Regions from separate parts of the Mus musculus genome. Here region 1 is linked to region 2. Evidence: chromatin contacts called from ENCODE Hi-C or POLR2A ChIA-PET data. All regions are on one chromosome and are shown on one strand. The core of a region is the stretch at or near the end of the contact, and the rest is flanking DNA. Distances in the headings are between cores, read along the strand shown.

Region 1 (7,316 bases), core at 117-2,616, 36 kb after region 2:
CACACACGGAAACAGAGAAGGGACCTGCATGGAGGCGCAGGACCTCTGTTTTGGGGCAGCCAGGAACTCATGGCCCATTTCCCTGGGGACTTGATGTGCTGGACAGCAACCACTGCTCCCTCCTAGCACTGCTCCCCAAGGTTGCATGCACCCCATGCCACAGTGCTGCAAGGGGGTGCGGTATGGTGTTCCATGCACTGGGACTGCCACAGAAAGAGCAGCTTGTGCAGCGTCAGCAAAGTGGCGTGCGTGTGCGCGCTCGTGTTTTTATCATGCGGTGAACACGCTGCTCCGGAGAGCGATAAGCGTTAAACCGACCGCGAGGCTGTCAGTCTCAGTTTGAGGGTTTAGAAATATTGGGACGAATAATTAGATTTCATATCGTTACCACAGCACCCATCAGAGGATCAGGCAGATTAATTTTCTCACCCTCCTCCGCTCATTAATATTCATTAGAGTAGTGGAAGGCTGAGGCAGGGAGGGCCAGACCCAGCCACCTCACTGACAGCCATCTGCTGGGGCCAGGAACAGCTAGCCTGTGAGAGTCAGAGGCCCCCTGTGTGGCTGCCCACACCCGTCTGCTGCTTACTCTGTGCTATCCAACTGTGACCTTGAAAGCTCACCTACCCCCTGCATCCCTGGGAGCCACCTCCTGACGGAAGCCAGCCGATCTGAAGCAGGCTCTTGGGTAGAATGCACTCCCTCAGTGGACGTGTGGCAACTGCCAGCAAGGTCCAGGGTGCAAGGCAATACCTAGGTCCAGAGATGCCTTACTGTTCATGTTATCCTTCAAGCAGAGCATAAGTAAGCAGCCGTGGCCAGTATACACAGCTCTAGGGCTTCCTGTATCCTCACATTCATCTGTGCCCAGGGCAGAAAGGCCCACAGAGAAGGGCACAGCCTCCCTAGCCCCCAGCTCTCCCACCGCCCTGAGATGGTGGCAGGACAAGGAAGGGGATTCCTTCCCCTATCCTGACAGCAACTTTGTCATGTGGGCCTCACCGTGCTGGCATACAGGAAACTGAAGCCAGAGGTGCAGGTGTTACCTGCTAGGACTCCAGGGCTCCCCTTCAGAACCAGCTTATCTCCACTCCCTGCTCCATGGCAAGCCACGTGGCAGCAGGCAGGTGACGTGGAAGCCACCGGGCTGGGCTGTCATGACCTCATGGGTCACTGGGAGTTCCCAGCTAGTAGGCCTTATCTTGTTGGCTCTGTATATGCCATGTGAATGCGATCTGTAAAGAGTTGGTCCACAGGGGTCACAGGAGAAAGGTCAGACCTGAACCCTGACGTTTGGCCCCAGAGCCTATGTGGGCATCACACACAAGGGGACCCAGGAGTGCCAAGCACTGTCCTGGCAGTTCCCCTTACAGTCAGCAGCCTGTTTCTCCTCCTGTTCCAGCCTGTTGGTCATCTTCCTTACCCAGTGAGCTCATTGCCATGACCACCGCAGCGGTTCTTAGGAGCCGGGAGTGAGCAGGGGCTCTAAGCTTTGGGTTAAGAGTTCCTGGGGTGCAGGTTTCTGAGTGAAAGGCATTTATTTGAATCAAACAGCGAATGGCCGACAGGATGATACACAGGCCTGCTCTGCCTTTACACATAGTGCCCGAGTGGCTTAGTCCAGGGGCTAAGTAAGCTCAGCGAACAGGGAGGTGCCCAAGTGGCAGCAGTCACCCACCCCACCCTCCAAGGATAGACAGGACTGGGCCTCTGCTGTCCCTGCCTTCCACTGGCTGTGTCTCATCCTCCACCGGAGACCAAATCCCAGCCCAGCCTTCCAGCCTGGGCTGCACAGAGACATGGCCACGTACACTTACTTCCTCTGCTGCTGGGCTGAGAGCCAGGGTGCAGGGGGCAGGAAGCAAGCAGCTTTGGTGGCCCTGGGGGGCTGAGCCCAGAGCTCTTCCCTTCCAGGTTCAGATGGAGCTGCAGAGGAAGTGTGTGGCACAGCCCTAGGCTGGAACTTCTAACCCCAACCCCCTCCCCTTTATTCTGTCTCAGTTCCCTGGCCCATATGATGGGGAAGAGGGCACAGAGCCTCAGCTACCCACTACCCCTCGCTCCCTGGCAACACAGCTGTCTTGGGTTGGGGCAGCCAATCTCAGGAGAAGGACAGTGCTCTCAATGAACGGACAGGGCCAAAAGTTCCACCCTGCACCAGAAAGGAAAGCTCTACTGTACAGAGACATGGGCTCGTGCTCTCCCTCTCTCCCTCTCTCCCTCTCTCCCTCCCTCTCTCCCTCTCTCCCTCCCTCCCTCCCTTTCTCAGTTCCTTGCAGGAATCTAGCAGTTGCGTGGTATGGGCCATACCCTTGGTGCCAGCAGCTCTGCTGTCACAGAAAGAGAACACACATCAGCAGGCTCTATAGATTCAGTGCTTGACAGCTCTAGACCTTTGTTCCCAACAGAGACCAATGCATAGCCTGGGAATGCACAGCTCCCTGCCATGCCTCCAGTTATCATAGTGTTTGAACTACACAAGTCCTACTGCTATGAGCTACCAGGCTGCTGACCACCACTACACAACAGAGCAAAGCCCCCCACTCGGCATCCTATATAGACTGAGCCTTTCCCATCTCCACTCTTCTCTAGGGCCCAGCTGTGACCCTGATGGTGGATGAGAGCTGCTGGCTAAGGATGCTGCCCCAGGTCCTAACTGAAGAAGCCGCCAACTCAGAGATCTACAGGAAGGGTCTGTATCTCATGCCTGCCTCCCTCCCCGCTAAGGTCTTTCAGAAGGCAGGGTCACTTGGTTCTGACTGGTCCAGCTCTTAAAGGGACACCAGCTTATCTGGGTAACAATCAAACTGCCTGAGAGAGCACCCTGAACCCCATCTGAGAGGATGATGGACAACCTTTGGAGCTGCAATCCCATGCGAATCATAACCACTGACACAAGAGCTAGAGGGACCACCCTGGGCCCTCTACAGCCAGCCCCTGAACACAAGAGCTAGAGGGACCACCCTGGGCCCTCCACAGCCACTGAACACAAGAGCTAGAGGGACCACCCTGGGCCCTCCACAGCCACTGAACACAAGGGCTAGAGGGGCCACCCTGGGCCCTCCACAGCCACTGAACACAAGGGCTAGAGGGGCCACCCTGGGCCCTCCACAGCCACTGAACACAAGGGCTAGAGGGGCCACCCTGGGCCCTCCACAGCCACTGAACACAAGGGCTAGAGGGGCCACCCTGGGCCCTCCACAGCCACTGAACACAAGAGCTAGAGGGACCACCCTGGGCCCTCCACAGCCACTGAACACAAGGGCTAGAGGGGCCACCCTGGGCCCTCCACAGCCACTGAGAGCTCTGCTTCTCTACGTGGGCTTAGGGGGAGACTGAGCAAGAAGAGCTTCCGGGGACCACTGAAGGCAGCCTGCACTAGAAAGGAACACGCCCCAACACCAGATTGGATGTTGGCAAGCCGTCAGCCATGTGCTTGCACCACCAGGACTGACCTGCCCATAGGCTTCTACAACACAGTTCTGCCCAAGTGTGCCATCCACAGAAGACAGAGGCCCTTATAGGGATGATACTGATAAACATGACCTGATCTGGGTGGGGCCTGCAGACAGGGTCACAGTGACCACAGGAATCCTGTGGACATTGTCGCTTGATTTTTCCTGTATCACTTGGCCCATAATGGGACTTACACAGGCTCTACCCTGCAGCTCAGCTCCTACTGCCACCTTAGAACATACATACTCCCTTTTCTTTTCCCACTTTCTGCTGGGAGTGGCCACTGGCTTGAGACTGAGGCCAGAAGTGTCCCTACTCACAGCTCACAGGGTTCCAGGCCATGTGGCAGAACTGCTGGCCCAGGACACCTGGGTTTTTGTGGATTGAGGCTGCCCTCTACAGGCTACTGTGGGAACAGCACCAGGCCCATGCCCAACAGATTGAAAACCTGCCTGTTCTGGAGCCCAATGCGTTAGGACACCCCTCTACCCCAGCCAAGTGATAGTGATTACATACAACCCCCTCATATATCCCTGCCCATGTCTACCCTTTTACTGGAGATGTAAGCTCCCCCAATCCTTGCCTCAGACACAGGATAGCACACCACAAATCCAGCCAGCCACGAACGTGAGCCTGAATGCAGCCACTTCCTGCCTTTTGCCCAGACTCAGTCATCCCTGGCCATACAGCAGGGCCCCAGGGTGGGAGACAAAGGGAAGCACCCCCATTAAAGGCCCAGGATCATCACAAGTGCCTGTACCCTACAGATGACGCCCTCTGGTGCAGGGTTACCAAAGTGGTGCCTTCTGGTGGACTGCTATATGTGCGCCTTGTCACCGAGCCCCATGGTGCTCCCAGACACCCTGTGCAGGAACCAGTAGAACCTGGAGGCTTGGCCCCAGTGCACACCGACATCCAGCTGCTGCCCCAGCAGGCTGGCATGGCATCCATCCTTGCTACCGCAGTCATCAACAGTAAGTATGTGACTCCCAGGGGCAGACTTTGGTTGACACTCAAGTCAAAGGTTAGGGCAGATCCTGGGGGGGGGGGTGGTCAGCATGCAAAAGGTCCAGTTTACACACACGGGGAGGGGGGGGCAGGGGATAAATTATGCTCCAGTAAGACACTGAACTGAAGGACAGTACCCAGCTGATGCAGAGTGACCCGAGTGCTAGATTGTACATGGCCTGCTACCATAGGAAGGGCTCAGCCCCAAGGGACCTGGTGCGGGCCCCCTGAGAAGTAGAAAGAGAAGGTGGTGGCAGGCATGGGTGTAATATATGCCTAAAGGCAGCAGTAGGAGCTGAGTCCTCATGTCCCCTGTGCAGGGACAGGAGAATCCCCAGTGCCTGGGTGGGTCCTACGATTAGACGGGGCCTTCAGGGACACAATGAAAGGAGAGCTAAGCCACCAAAAGCCAGTACCTCAGCCTGGAGCTGTCAAGGCCAGGCCCTTCCTCATCCAGTCAGTACCTCACCCCCACTTGTACCCCTACCAGAGGACGTCTTCCCCTGCAAAGACTGCGGGATCTGGTACCGTAGTGAGCGGAACCTGCAAGCCCACCTGCTCTACTACTGTGCCAGCCGCCAGCGTGCAGGCTCTCCTGTCTCGGCGACGGAAGAGAAACCCAAAGAGACCTACCCCAATGAGCGTGTCTGCCCCTTCCCCCAGTGCCGAAAGAGCTGCCCCAGCGCCAGCTCGCTGGAGATCCACATGCGCAGCCACAGTGGTGAGTGCCCCGTGCCTGCCCTGGCCAAGCCAGGCCCTGCACTGGACTGGTGGTCAGGAAAGCTTGCTCTGCCACCATGTGCTATGCAGTTCCCCGTCCCTCCACAGCCTAGCGCAAGGCTTACCTGTGGCTATATGCACACTTAATAAAAGGCTGGGTGTGTACTTGACGCTGGGCGGCATATGACTGATGCGAACTAAAAGGGCCAGTGTTCCTTCCTTGTCACTGGGATCCATCTCTGTGTTCCAGGAGAGCGCCCCTTCGTGTGCCTCATCTGCCTGTCGGCCTTCACCACCAAGGCCAACTGTGAACGCCATCTCAAGGTGCACACAGACACGCTCAGCGGTAGGTGTGCTGGAGGGGGCCGGGATGGGGTCTCTGGGGCTAAACCTGAGCCCCAGGAACCTGACCACAACAGTGTGGCCTACAGGTGTCTGTCACAACTGTGGCTTCATATCCACCACAAGGGACATCCTCTACAGTCACCTGGTGACAAACCACATGGTGTGCCAGCCAGGCTCCAAGGGTGAGATCTACTCACCAGGGGCTGGACACCCAGCAGCCAAACTTCCTCCAGGTAAGCAGCCATACTGGAGCCTCACTGGCCCTTGGATAAGTGAAGGGGGGAGGGGCCTGTCCATAGGCATCACATGGTGTCCTTGTCAACCCTAGAACCCCAATCCCTTCTGCCTACCACATCCTACCTAGGGCCTGCCCTGGGCCTGACATGCAGCCCTGTGTTCTTGTAGACAGCCTGGCAGGCTTTCAACAGCACTCGCTGATGCACAGCCCCCTGGTTCCCGCTGACAAGGCACCCACCCCATCCTCAGGACTGGACAGTAAGGCCGAAGTCACCAACGGAGAGACCAGAGTGCCCCCCCAAAATGGGGGCAGCAGTGAGTCCCCTGCAGCCCCCAGGACCATCAAGGTGGAGGCTGCAGAGGAGCCTGAAGCCACCCGTGCCTCCGGTCCGGGAGAGCCAGGTCCCCAGGCTCCGTCTCGGACACCTTCACCACACAGCCCCAATCCAGTCAGGGTGAAGACAGAACTGTCCAGCCCCACGCCTGGCTCTAGCCCAGGGCCGGGAGAGCTAACAATGGCCGGGACACTCTTTCTGCCACAATATGTGTTCAGTCCGGACGCGGGCACAACCACCGTCCCTACGGCGCCACAGGCCTCGGAGATCCTGGCCAAGATGTCCGAGTTGGTGCACAACCGGCTACAGCAGGGTGCAGGGAGCTCCGGCGCAGCGGGAACACCCACTGGCCTCTTCTCGGGGACTAAGGGTGCCACGTGCTTTGAGTGCGAGATCACCTTTAACAATATCAACAACTTCTATGTGCACAAGCGCCTCTACTGCTCGGGCCGCCGCGCGCCCGAGGACCCGCCCACTGTGCGCAGACCCAAAGCGGCCACCGGCCCGGCCCGCGCGCCCGCAGGTGCCGCCGCAGAGCCAGACCCGTCACGCTCGTCGCCGGGGCCCGGGCCACGAGAGGAAGAGGCGAGTGGCACGACTACTCCGGAGGCCGAGGCCGCGGGCCGGGGCAGCGAGGGCAGCCAGAGCCCGGGCAGCTCCGTAGACGACGCAGAGGACGATCCGAGCCGCACGCTGTGCGAGGCCTGCAACATCCGGTTTAGCCGCCACGAAACCTACACTGTGCACAAGCGCTACTACTGCGCCTCGCGCCACGACCCGCCGCCGCGCCGGCCACCCGCACCCACGACCGCACCGGGACCCGCGGCTCCTGCGCTGACAGCGCCACCCGTGCGCACGCGCCGGCGTCGCAAGCTGTACGAGCTGCCCGCAGCTGGCGCCCCGCCCCCAGCCGCAGGCCCCGCCCCTGTGCCAGTTGTACCCTCCCCCACTGCGGAGCTGCCCTCTTCTCCGAGACCTGGGAGCGCCAGCGCCGGCCCTGCCCCCGCGCTCTCTCCGAGCCCGGTCCCCGACGGCCCCATAGACCTGAGCAAGCGGCCGCGTCGCCAGAGCCCGGATGCACCAACAGCTCTGCCCGCGCTGGCCGACTACCACGAGTGTACCGCATGTCGCGTAAGCTTCCACAGCCTCGAAGCTTACCTGGCTCACAAGAAGTACTCATGCCCCGCCGCGCCTTTGCGCACCACTGCCCTCTGC
Region 2 (6,779 bases), core at 4,082-6,581:
AGAGTAGGAGTCTGATAAGAGCATTTCCTTTCTAGGACCATAGAGAGAGCTTAGGGGTGCACACCTTACCAGGTGACTTGGTACTGGGTGGGCACTGCCAGCCCTGCTGGCTTTTGGTGTTGGCATATGCCTGGTGGTCTTTTCCCTCCCTTGGTATGGGTGAGAACATCAAATCAGTCTGAGGCCAACTACCACAGAAGCCAGGGTGGAGAGTCTCTGAGCAGAAATCTGCAGCCCATAGGCTTACCCCACCACCCCGCATATCTCTGCCACTCTCCACAGGCTGACGTTTTCCTCTCTCCTCAGCAGACTGGGCAAGACTGTGGCAACTTATACAAAGCTGGCCAGGCACAACAGCAACAGCACCTCACATCCACACCTGCTGGGCTGCTGTCACCACCGCATACACCTCAAGTACCCCTTGTCCCTTACCTGCTCCAACTGGCTGTGGCTTCTAAGCCTCAGCTTTTCTGTCTGTGGAGTGAGTGGTGGCTGTAGTACTCTGCAGCCTCTCTGAGCCAGTGAGGTAGAGGCTGGTTCCCACGCCTTGATCAAGGTCTACAGTAGACCCTGGCCGTGCTCCCCACGACTGTGAGTGCTCCTTTCTACTCAGTACTCACTCCACATCCCTGAGCACCCCTCTAGGTGCTTTCTTAGGCTGGGGTTCCCCTTTTACTCAGAAGAATTAGAAGACTGGAGTTCTTTTCTTGCCCCACAAGAATTGGGGTATCAAAGAGGCTGCCCCAGGGTTTCACAGCTATGCGTGATGGTCTCACTATGGAAATGGAACCTGCCTGGGATGGGGTGCACAGCCCTGTCTGTCCCCCCCCCCATATGGGTGGGTGTACTATGGGGCCTCCTTGGCCCTCCTGTGAGTCCGTCCCTCTGAGCTTTAGCCTTCCCACAACACATGGCACTCCCCGGTGGGAGACAGGATTGAAGAGAACTGGCAGATGAGACTTGACCAGCCAGAGCCAAGGAAGAGGGAAACAAGCCTTTGTCCTCTTCCCTTGTCGCTGATGGCCAGCTCTCGGTGTTGGCAATTCTGAGACAGTGTCCCCTGAGACAGTTTCTTGACAGTTCCTCCTGATATCTGACCTTTAGCCCTACAACTTTCCCATCTTCCTCCAAGCTTACAGTTGCCTCAGTTGCCTGTTCTCTCAGCCCAGGAGGAAGGAAGGGGGCCAGGGCAAACCCTCCTGCAGAACTCCATTGCTGTTCAGGGACAAGATATCCATCCCCACCTTGCCTGAATGGCCTCCGGTAAGGGTCAGAATCTGCGGCTCTCCCTCCAGGCCCTCTCTGACTTCCGGTACACAGAGATCTGTGATGGAAGGGAAACTGAGGCTCAGAGCCCTGGTGTGGGTAACCCGTCTCCCCACACTCAGCTCAACTTCCAGGTGTGACCGAGTGAGTGTGTCCCAGCTCAGCTTTGTGTCGCTCCCTGCCAGCCTGAACAGCCTGGGCTTAAAGCCCAGGGGGAGAACCAAGGCTTAGAAAGTTCGAAGATCAGATTCATGGGAGAGACACCATGTGGGGTGAGAGAGAGCAATTGGGGGGGGGGGCTGGTAAGAGGAGCTGCCACGCCCAATTTCAAACCCAGAGTCTGAGGCTTTCAAGTGGCCAAATGGCTCTCAACCATAGCCAGCTCAGGTCTCAACACTGTTCGCAAGGTTTTAGCGAAGATCAGAGCTGCAGCAGACTGGCTGGGTCTCACTCCTCTGCTGCCTTTGTGTCGACTATTCACTTTTCCACTTCCTGGGCCACCACAGCACCTCCTGCCTTAGTCTCCCTTACTGAGTCTCACACCCTGCCTGACTAAGCTTAGTTGCCCAGGGACAGGGACATCCCGCCTCACCAGGCAGCCTGGACAGTCCATGGGCACCAGTCCTCCCTTCACCTAGTTGGCCAGCCAGCCAGCCCTCTCTTGGAGCAGCCGCAACCTGGTCCTCCCTGCACTGTCTCCGGTCCCGGCCTTCTCCGGCGCAGGTTTCAGCTCCTGTGATAACTCGGAAAGTTGAACTGGCCCCATTACTGCACTGAGATGGTTGGCAAGATACAGCTCGATAATGGAGGAGATACCCACGTCTCGGTGGCCAGCGGCCTGGGCTCCCGCCCATTAACATTCCCCACCAGCGATCCGCGCTATCTCCTCTCCTTCCACTCCTCCCGCAGATAAGAATGGAAATTCTGACTTCATAGCTCGCTGATTAAAGTGTCTGGATTTCTTGATAATACACAGATAAATTATGTTTTTGAAAAGGAAGGTAGGGAGGAGGGTGGAGAGAAGGGGGCCTTAGAGGGGAGCCCTTGGCCGACTCTGAGGAGATGGCCCTCCCAGCCTCTAGTCCAGGCTGGTAGCCACCAAATGTCCAGCCACTGAAACTGCAGTCAGATCCAGTTAGGCCCAGCAGGCGCCACTCTGAGCTGACTCTGGTACAGGGACTCCCAGACCATAGGGTCCAGCCTCCAGAACTGATGGCGTCTCCCAGTACCCACACCACCTTGGGCAGATCTGTGTAACAACATGGCCTTGTTTGCGCAGCAGACATGGTGCCTCTGCAGCCTTGCCAGGCAGCTTTACCTGAGTGTCCTGCTGCCCTGCAGTGCCTGGTTAGACCATAGGTAGTTCAGTGTCACTGTGCCCCAGCAAAGCCACGCCCACCAGCTGTGAGGGCCCTGCAGCACTCGGAAGCCCAGGGGGCCCCAAGCCTGTCCACAGCCATTGTGTCTCCCAGCTCAGCCCAGCTGCCTCTCATGACAGGCGGCACCCAGATGGGACTCCGGTGCCATTGCGAGCTTGTCTGGATAAAGCTGCCTCCTTCAGCTGATCCGAGATTCTCACTGATGGTGTGATGCGCCGAGATTAGGGCTGCGCCAGGCTAATCCTCCTGCTGAGGGACAGGTAAGGCAGCCAGGGGGGAGTGAGGCACCTGCTGTGTGAGAAGAGAAACCAGGGTCTGTCAGCCCCAGACACCCCTTGGCATGGTGGCCTGGCCACACTGGCAGGAACCCCTTCTCAAGCCCTCCTGGGCCCAGTGGGGGTGGGGGCATTCAGCTCTTTTCCCAGTCCTGTGTATATGAAATCATTCCTGAGAACTGAAACTCAGGAATCCCAGAGATGGGAAGGGAAGGCCTGAGGAGGGCAGGAACTTTCCCTGGGATCCTGGGTCTCCCCAGGTATGATGACCCCAGTGCTGGCCCTGCTGAGGGGAGCTGTCTTGACTGAGTGGTGGATGTACCCTTGGGCCTGTCCTGCTTCTCGCCGTGTCCTCCCATTGTCCCTCACTTCTCTTCTGATGACTCAAAGTCACACAGCACAGGAGGCACTCTGACCTAGAGGCTCTGTCCAGACCTGAGCCTCCAGCTACCTAGATGTTCTGAGGTGTTTGCAGATATAACCCCCCACCTCTATAAAGGGACCTGGTCTCTCCGCTTTAAAGTGAAGGCCTGGGCACAGAGTGGGCAAACGCTCAGGATTTCCCAGTCCTACCCACGGATCAGTGCAGTCTAGTCTGCAGAGCCTTGAATTCAGAGACCCTCCTGTCTCTGCCTCCCAAGCGCAGAGATTAAAGACGTGCACCATCATGCCTGGTTAAGTTGGTATGTTTATTGCTTGTAGTAATTTCATTTACCGTCCCCCACACACACACACACACACACAAAGGTGGCTCTTTTGGTGAGAATGTTGGCTTGAAGGGATGGAGAGGCAGCTTGGTCAGTAAGTGCTCTCCACGCAAGCGTGAGGACCTGAGTTCAGATCTCCAGCCCCCTTATAAAGAGCCGAGCTCGGCAGTGCGGGCCTGTATCCCAGTGCTGAGGACTCGGGGACATGCTGCCTCTGGACAATACTGCATCCCTCTCGGGCAAAGAGCTCCCGCAGGACTTCTTATTTCTGACCACCCCCACCTGGATGATTCTAGAAGTTTGTCTTTGTCATCCTGGGTTATTGTCCCCACCCTCTCCTGACTAATCACCAGGATTTCATACCTGGGGTGTCTCGGGATTCACACTCTGAACCATCAAGTTCAAGGATATGAGAGGGGGGCTAGGGTCCAGCCTACCCATCACCCTTTAGGCGTCTCCCTGGTCTGAGCCTCAGTTTCCGTATCTGTAAGATGGGGCTAGAGATGCAAAGGTTGCCCCGCAACCCTGGTCCTGCTCCCCAGAACCTCTAGCCATATTCTCTGGCCACCCCATCTGTCCTGTACCTCCTCGCTGCCCACCAAATCCAGACTGCTAGACTCCAGGCCAGAGAGGCACAGCTGGACCCAGCTCCATCTGACCTGGCTGTGTAACCTTGGGCCAAGCACTTCACCTCACTGGGCCTGGCTACCTCATAGAGCAGATGAGCCCATGAGTGTCCTTGCAGGTCCTTGTGAAGAGCTGAGGAGACAGAGCTTGGGAACCCTGAGTCCTGGCAGACAGGTGGGACCCCCACCCTCCCAGGTTCTTCTCCAAGCCTGTCTTCCTTCCTGGCTGGTGCCTGAGAGAGAGGCCTCCTCCTTCAGCTCCACGGGTGTGGGAGGGAATGGGGTGGGTGTGTTCCGCCCTCCCAGGCCCCCAACAAAAAGAAGAAAGAAAGGGAACCTTGATAAAAAGAGCGATAGGCGCCATGCGTGGAGGAGCCGCTATCAGCCCATCTATCTGCCTGCTCACTCTCGGTTCTTCCCCCTTATCTCACCCCTCCAAATGCCAGGAACAAAAGCGTCGCAGACTTCCATGCATTGCCAAGCCCCTGGCCCAACTCAGGGCTGCCAGGAGAGATGGCCCTGAAATCTAAAGAGAAAGTCGAGGCCCCTCAGCCTCATCATTTTTGGAAAAGGAAGACCCAAATGGCCCATTCTGAGACCTAGCAGCTGGGGTGGAATTGTCCAGGAGTGGTGCCTAGGGGTGGGGGAGGTCTCCACGGCACCCCTTGCACATTGGCTGTGTGACCTTGGGTCAGCATCTTCCCTCTGAGGCATCCAGGGTGGGTAAGAATGAGTTTAGTGGGGCCTGGGTGGACCAGTTTTCCCCCATAAAGTTCCTTTCTACCTAAATCTTTCTCGGGTCACCAGAATCTAACACTTTCCAGAACACCCCCAAGATCCAGTCCCACCTTTGCCTCCCCTGAAAACTCCTAAGTCCTATGGATTGTCTTAGAAATGGCCTGGGTTCCCAAGAGCAGCACCACTGAGCCCTGGTCCCCAGAACGTCCATTCCTCCCACCTCTGTCCAGCCCCTACTAGCAGCCAATGAAAATAGTGTGTGCAAATGAGCAGACTTGAGGCTCAGAGATTGGCTACAGTTCCATGGAGGGGGTGGGGCCTTATCTCAAACGAGAGCTTGTACCTGTCCAGCCCAGACCCACTGGGTGGAAGTCCTCCCGGGCTTCTGTGCCTTCTTACTGAGCCTTGTGTTTGCCTTGAACAGGCGGGCCTTTAAGTAAGCTCTGCTGACCTCAGCCTAAGCCACACCCTCCGGCACTAGGACCTGGGCATTCCACAAACACTACAGTCAGCTCCTGTGCCAAATGAGAGTGGGGAGGTGAGAAGTGGAGCCGGGACAGGCAGCAAAGGCTGGCAGCTCCCTCCCTCCCTCCAGACCCTACTCGAGTTATTGTCCCCATCCCCTCCTGAGCCTGGTGACTCACTAGGAATGTTGCTGACCAAGTCTCTGTGGCCTGAGGCTCTGGCAAGAACAGGGATCTCCGTTTGTCTTTGTCACACCTCAGTTTCCCAATCTGTAAAATGGAAAGGAATCTAGTCCCTCAGCTGCCAGGAGGGTTTTGAACCCCATCCCTGCCCCAGGCCTCGGTTTCCCCACCACATCATGGGCCATTCTAGAGCTGCCCATTCCGTATTCTTTTCAAAGCTGCGGAGGTGGGATCCTGACCTTGCCCCCAGCCTCTCCGCTCCTCAGCGTACCGTATTACAGAATAGGGTCTATAGTCAGCAGTCGGGGGCACTGGCTCCCACCGCACCCCCAAGCCTCTGACCTAACAGCCACTGGTATGAGCAGGGGTTTGTTGTTGTTGTTGTTGTTTTAATGTGTAATTGCAAAATAGTGGGGAAACAAGGTCCCCTGGAGAGCTTAGGCTGAGACCTAAGGGAGGAAGAGTCAGGAGTGACCTCATGGCCTCCCTCAGTCCTGGCCCCCACACTAAGGGTCTCTGTCACCTGTTTTTATTAACTGTGTGTGAGGGTACACTATCCCATCGTGAGGCCTTCCAGGGGGCCTCTCAGACCCTGCCAGAGGGCATCCATCTCATTTGGGCAGCTCCCGCCTCCCCCCAGAGCACAGAGCTGGATAAAAGCTACCTGCTTGTTTCTAGATCAGCCTTGCTGTCTCGGGAGGAAGAGGATGGAGGAAAGGAACAGGGTCAAGTCAGTCTGAGAAGCTGGCATTACCACAGACAGGGAAGCCTGAGGAGTCCTGAGGGACGGACCAAGTGCTGTGATACGGAGACAGGGAAGGGACCGTGGCTGGGACACAGATGACTCGGAAGCCCCACAGCGTTGAGAAAGCATTCTTGAATCAGAGCCGAGGGGCAGAAGCTGAGCGGGGTGGAGGTGGAGTGGAGAGAAGATGCTGATGGTGTTGGTGAGAGCGTGAAGGACACACAACACAGGGCCTCATGTGTAAGCAGGGCAGGGAGAGGATGGGGTACCCACAGTGTGGAAGGAGGGGGTACCCACAGTGTGTTAGAGGATGGGGTACCCACAGTGTGTTAGAGGATGGGGCACCCACAGTGTGTTAGAGGATAGTGCACCCACAGTGTGTTAGAGGATAGTGTA

The links. Hi-C counts contacts between places; a loop is a spot of excess contacts on that map. ChIA-PET counts read pairs that join two places held with the same protein, here RNA polymerase II (POLR2A).
Region 1: POLR2A ChIA-PET joins it to region 2 with 10 read pairs in Patski. The contact joins two enhancer-like sites. A Hi-C loop is called at or near these places in 7 of 37 maps with a recorded cell type or tissue (CH12.LX, Patski, gastrocnemius and 3 more). POLR2A ChIA-PET finds 5 or more read pairs at or near these places in 4 of 5 experiments (Patski and embryonic stem cell).

What each region holds. Positions count from the first base shown.
Region 1 is chr8:122,329,498-122,336,813 of GRCm38, forward strand. Zfpm1 (zinc finger protein, multitype 1) reads left to right here. Exons shown (of 10, transcript NM_009569.4): 5 at 2,593-2,692; 6 at 4,224-4,430; 7 at 4,955-5,185; 8 at 5,435-5,530; 9 at 5,616-5,762; 10 at 5,935-7,316. Among named protein-coding and RNA genes, the nearest start is that of Gm46056, 11 kb to the right of the region's middle. RefSeq lists an enhancer at 174-464. Within about 2 kb of position 1,367, at least 1 of the 3 ENCODE cell types and tissues checked has a DNase peak (open chromatin) inside an H3K27ac peak, as active enhancers do; it is heart, where a contact is called at or near this core.
Region 2 is chr8:122,289,080-122,295,858 of GRCm38, forward strand. The region is part of intron 1 of Zfpm1 (zinc finger protein, multitype 1); the gene reads left to right. Among named protein-coding and RNA genes, the nearest start is that of Gm39269, 7.3 kb to the left of the region's middle. RefSeq lists an enhancer at 1,868-2,295. Within about 2 kb of position 5,332, at least 1 of the 3 ENCODE cell types and tissues checked has a DNase peak (open chromatin) inside an H3K27ac peak, as active enhancers do; it is heart, where a contact is called at or near this core.